2 separate regions of the Homo sapiens genome follow, and region 2 is linked to region 1. Evidence: read pairs that join two places in POLR2A ChIA-PET (ENCODE). Cell type or tissue: IMR-90. All regions are shown on one strand. Links, peaks and the distances in the headings refer to the core of each region. The heading gives the core; the rest is flanking DNA.

What was found. ChIA-PET counts read pairs that join two places held together with the same protein. Peaks named below come from ENCODE experiments on the same cell type or tissue, not always from the same donor. Only the 100,000 strongest peaks of a DNase experiment are listed, where the experiment ranks them.
Region 2: POLR2A ChIA-PET joins it to region 1 with 28 read pairs; 6 of 35 experiments call an interaction of 5 or more read pairs at or near these places.

The regions. Positions count from the first base shown.
Region 1 is chr16:74,645,784-74,648,702 of GRCh38, reverse strand. All of the region lies in intron 4 of RFWD3 (ring finger and WD repeat domain 3), which reads left to right. Among named protein-coding and RNA genes, the nearest start is that of RFWD3, 20 kb to the left of the region's middle. In IMR-90, for the core only: no CTCF peak of the experiment used is centred there; a DNase peak (open chromatin) is centred at 1,522; H3K27ac peaks cover 146 bases.
Region 2 is chr16:74,441,306-74,444,224 of GRCh38, reverse strand. No RefSeq gene overlaps it. Among named protein-coding and RNA genes, the nearest start is that of CLEC18B, 21 kb to the right of the region's middle. In IMR-90, for the core only: no CTCF peak of the experiment used is centred there; no DNase peak of the experiment used is centred there.

The sequences.
Region 1 (2,919 bases), core at 159-2,658:
CCTCCCGTGTTTAAGCAATTCTCCTACCTCAGCCTCCCGAGCAGCTGGGACTACAGGCACACGCCACCCCGCCCAGCTAATTTTTGTCTTTTAAGTTAGAGACGGGGTTTCACCATACTGGCCAGGCTGGTCTCAAACTCCTGACCTTGTGATCCACCCACCTCGGCCTCCCAAAGTGCTGGGATTATAGGTGTGAGCCACCGTTCCTGGCCTCTGAATATCCTTTTAAATAAAAGGTTTGGGTTTTTGGCTGGGCACGGTGGCTTACACCTGTAATCCCAGCACTTTGGGAGGCCAAGGCGGGTGGATCACCTGAAGTAGGGAGTTTGAGACCAGCCTGGCCAACATGGTGAAACCTAGTCTCTAACCAAAGTGGGGCTGCAGGTTAAAATGGGAAGCTTGCAGGCTTTGTAGGCAAGAGGTCCAGGTGTGGATCCTATCCCAGTTACTCATTATTTGTGTGACTGCTGTCTCTTAGATTTAAAAATGGGGAGGGAGGAGTATTGAGGATAACCTGTCCTGTCTAGCCAACAAGGTTAAGTATCAGTTGAAAAAATAGACATAAATGTGCTTTATAAATTATTAAGCACATTCGCCAGGTGTGGTGGCATGCGCCTATAGTCCTAGCTACTTAGGGAGTCTGAGACAGGATTACTTGAGCCTGGGAGGTCAAGGCTTCAGTGAGCCATGATTGCACCACTGCACTCCATGGCAGCAGAGTGAGACCCTGTCTCAATAAAAAAATTAAAATTAAAAAAAAATCAGGCAGAATATGGTTAGTAGGTGATAATTTTTATTTTTAAAAATAATGGGCTGGGCGCGGTGGCCCATGCCTATAATCCCAGCACTGTTGGAGGCCAAGGCGGGCGGATCACCTGAGGTCAGGAGTTCAAGACCAGCCTGGCCAACATGGCGAAACCCCATCCCTAGTAAAAATGCAAAGATTAGCTGGGTATGTTGGCAGGCGCATATAATCCCAGCTACTCAGGAGGCTGAGATAGGAGAATCGCTTGAACCTGGGAGGCAGAAGTTGCAGTGAGCCCAAATAGCGTCACTGCGCTCTAGCTTGGGAGACGGAGCACGACTTCATCTCAAAGAATAGTAATAATAATGTTGGCCGGGCGCAGTGGCTCACACCTGTAATCCCAGCACTGTGGGAAGTCAAGGTGGGTGAGTCACCTGAGCACAGGAGTTTGAGACCAGCCTGGCCAACAGGGTGAAACCCCATCTCTACTAAAAATACAAAAATTAGCCGGATATGGTGGTGCGTGCCTATAGTCCCAGCTACTCGGGAAGCTGAGGCAGGAGAGTCACTTGAATCTGAGAGGCGGAGGTTGTGGTGAGCCGAGATTGTGCCATTGCACTCCAGCCTGGGTAACAGACCAAGACTCCATGTCAAAAAAAAAATAAAAATAACACCTATACATCATTGTCCTCAGTATGAGTAATTTACATCTGCTGTGAATTCTTCCAATGTCAAAACATCATTTAACATTTTTTGCATATTTCTATGTGCTCTTTGTGTTTTTATTTGAGTCTGGCTCATTTTTCCCAGCTTAGTACATCTTGGAGAGCTTTCTGTTATCAGTACATAAAATTGAATCTTTTTTTTTTTTTGAGACGAGTGTCGCTCTGTCACCCAGGCTGGAGTGCAGTGGCATGATCTCGGCTCACTGCAGGCTCCGCCTCCCAGGTTCACACCATTCTCCTGCCTCAGCCTCCCGGTAGCTGGGACTACAGGCGCCTGCCACCACACCTGGCTAATTTTGTTGTTGTTGTTGTTGTTGTTGTTGTTGTTGAGACGGGGTTTCACCGTGTTAGCCAGGATGGTCTTGATCTCCTGACCTGGTGATCCGCCCGCTTCGGGCTCCCAAAGTGCTGGGATTACAGGCGTGAGCCACCATGCCTGGTCTCATCTTGTTCTTATTAATAGCTACGTGGCATTCCATCATACAAATAAATTTTGAGTTAATTCTTTTCTTTCCACCTCCTGAGTTCAAGCGATTCCCCTGCCTCAGTCTCCCGAGTAGCTGGAACTACAGGCACACGCCGTCATGCCTGGCTAATTTTTTGTATTTTAGTAGAGACGAGGTTTCACCATGTCAGCCAGGATGGTCTCGATCTCCTGACTTCATGATCCGCCTGCCTTGGCCTCCCAAAGTGCTAGGATTACAGGTGTGAGCCACTGCGCCCAGCGAATTAATTCTTTTTCTTATCATGTAAAGCATGGTTGGTGTATGGTGGCACACGCCTGTGTTGTCTCAACTACTTGGGAGGGTAATAATATTTTTTTTCTTTATATAAATCATGCTACACTGAACTTTTTTGAGACAGGGTCTCATTCTGTCCCTCATGCTGGAGTGCAGTGGCACAATCATAGCTCACTGCAGCCTCAATATCCCGGGCTCAGGTGATGCTTCTACCTCAGCCTCCTGACTACTTGGGACTGCAGGCATGTGCCACCACACATGGCTAATTTTTTAAATTTTTAACAGGGACAAGGTCTTGCTATGTTGTCCAGTCTGGTTTCAAACTCCTGAGCTCAAGGAATCCTCCTGCCTTGGCCTCCCAATAAGCTGGGACTGTAGGTGTGATTACTACACCTGGCCTGCTTGGAACAATCTTATATAATTATCTTAGAATATATTTGTGACTGGCTGGGCATGGTGGCTCACGTCTGTAATCCCTGCACTTTGGGAGGCCAAGGCGGACGGATCGCGAGGTCAGGAGATCGAGACCATCCTAACTAACACGGTGAAACCCCGTCTCTACTAAAAATACACAAAATCGGGCTTGGTGGCAGGCGCCTGTAGTCCCAGCTACTCAGGAGGCTGAGGCAAGAGAATGGTGTGAACCCAGGAGGCGGAACTTGCAGTGAGCCGAGATTCTGCCGCTACACTCCAGCCTGGGCGACAGAGC
Region 2 (2,919 bases), core at 240-2,739, 200 kb after region 1:
CCTGTAATCCCAGCTACTCGAGAGGCTGCGGCACGAGAATCGCTAGAACCCAGGAGGCAGAGGCTGCAGTGAGCTCAGATCGCTTCACCGCAGTGAGCTCAGATCGCGTCACTGCATTCCAGCCTGGGCGGCAGAGTGAAACCCTGTCTCAAAAAAAAAAAAAAAAAAAAAAAAAAGAAACCAGTAATTCCAGCACTTTGGGAGGCCAAGGCGGGTGGATCACTTGAGGTTAGGAGTTCAAGACCAACCTGGCCAACATGGAGAAACCCCATCTCTGCTAAAAATACAAAAATTAGCCAGGCCTGGTGGCGTGTGCCTGTAATCCCAGCTCAGGAGGCTGAAGAAGGAGAATCGCTTGAGCCTGGGAGGCAGAGGTTGCAATGAGCTGAGTAGACAGTTTTCAAGATCTCTCAAAAGGAGGGAACCTGGGGAATACTATGGGATTTCAGTTGAAAGACTTGGAGAGCTAGGCCCTGGGAACAGAGGCAAGTGAAGTAGACAGAACCCTGTCAACACTGCATCCCATAGACCTTGAGCTAATAAACACAGAAGGAATTACAGAATTAGAAAGTTACCATTTGATAACCAACATAGTAAAATCGTCTCAAGCAAGTCGAGTCAGTGGATAATAAAACTAGTGAGGCTGGGTGTGGTGGCTTATGCCTCTAATCCCAGCACTTTGGGAGGCCAAGGCAGGCAGATCACTTGAGGTCAGGAGTTCAAGACCAGCCTGGCCAATATGGTGAAACCCCATCTCTACTAAAAATACACAAATTAGCTGGGTGTCGTGCTGTGCACCTATAATCCCAGCTACTCAGGAGGCTGAGGCAGTAGAGTCGCTTGAACCCAGGAGGCGGAAGTTGCAGTGAGCCGAGATCATGCCACTGCACTCCAGCCTGGGAGACAGAGTGAAACTCTGTTTGAATAAAAATAAATAAATAAAAATAAAGATATCAGTTTATGTAGCTATACTATATCAGACAAAGTAGACTTTAAGACCAGAAAACATTATTAAAGATGTATACTTAATAATATAAAGGAGTCAATCCATCAGAAAGACATAGACCAAACCATGTCAACAACTGTACTGTAAATGGTCTAAACGCCTTTATATGGTTTGGCTCTGTATCTCCACCCAAATCTCATGTCGAGTTGTGTTCCCCATTATTGGAGGAGAGGCCAGGGGGGAGGTGATTGGATCATGAGGGCGGACTTCCCCCTTGCTGTCCTCTTGATAGTGAGTTCTCACAAAACTTGGTTGCTTAAAAGCATGTAACTCTTCTCCCTTCTCTATCTCCTGCTCTGCCATGGAAGATTTCCCTGCTTCCCTTTCGCCTTCCCCCATGATTGTAAGTTTCCTGAGGCTTCCGCAGCCACACTTCCTGTACAGCCTGCAGAACTGTGAGTCAATTAAACCTCTTTTCTTCATAAATTACCCAGTCTCAGGTAGTTCCTTATAGCAATGCAAGAACAGACTAATACCTCAAATAAAAGTCAGATTGGATTTTTTAAAATGAAACACCAGCCTGGGCAGCATAGCAAGACCCACCCCCAATCTCTACAAAAAAAAAACTTTTTTAATTGGGCGTGGTGGTTTGCGCCTGTAGTCCCAGCTACTCAGGAAGCTGAGGTGGGAGGATCGCTGGAGCCCTGGAGGTTGAGGCTACAATGTTCCGTGAACTCCACAGCCTGAGCAATATGGTGAAACCTCATCTTTACCAAAAATACAAAAATTAGCCAGGTGTGGTGGTGCATCCCTGTAGTCCAAGCTACTTGGGAGACTCAGGTAAGAGGATCACCTGAGCCTGGGGTGATCTGTGATCATGCTACTGCACTCCAGTCTGGGTGACAGAGTGAGGCCCTGTCTAAAACAAACAACAACAACAACAAAAACCACTTGAGAAAAGCTTTAAAAAAAAAATTTTTTTTTTTTGGCTGGGCGTGGCGGCTCATGCCTGTAATCCTTGCACTTTGGGAGGCCTAGGCAAGCAGATTGCTTGAGCCCAGGAGTTCAACATCAGCCTGGGCAACATGGTGAAACCCTGTCTGTACCAAAAGAGATACGAAAATTAGCCGGGTTTGGTGGCATACTCCTGGAGTCCCCGCTGCTCAGGAGGCTGAGGCAGGAGGATCGCTTGAGCCCAGGAGGTGGAGGTTGTGGTGAGCGGAGATCTGACACTGCACTCCAGCCTGAGCGACAGTATGAGACCGGTCTCAAAAAACAAACCAAAGCATAGATTGGAAAGGAAGAAATAAAACTTTTATTATTTCCAGACAACTTGATGGAATATACAGTAAATTTTTAAATGTATAAACCATTAGAATTAATAAGTTAGTTTAGCAAGGTCACTGAGTATCAGGTGAACACAGAAAAATAAACTGTATTTATACCTAACAGCTACAAATAGAAAATGAAATTGCCAAAACAATATAATTTATGATAGCATCAAAAAGCATCAAATACTTAGAAATAAGTCTAACAAAATGTAACTAAATGGAGGGATATACTATGTATATGCATTGGAAGACTCAGTATTATAAAGTTGTTGGTTCTTCCCAAACTGATGTGTGGTGTCAAAGTCATCTCAACCAAATCCCAGCATGGTTTTTGTGGGTGGAAAAATGGCAAGCTGTTTCTAAAATGTTATATGGAAATGTAAAGGACCTAGAATATCCAAGGTGATCTTGAAGAACAACAAACCTCCGACTTATCCTACCAGGAACCAAGACTAAAAAGTTACTGTAATGTGAAGACAGTGAAGTATTGGTACAAGGATGGACAGATGGACTAGTGGAACAGAATACAGAATACAGACAACAGAAACAAAAACACCGAGCTTCTGGCCTTTATGAATGTCACTGTCAAGAAGAAGGAGGAAGGTGCAGAGCGTTAGATTCATGTCAAAAAATCAGGGAACC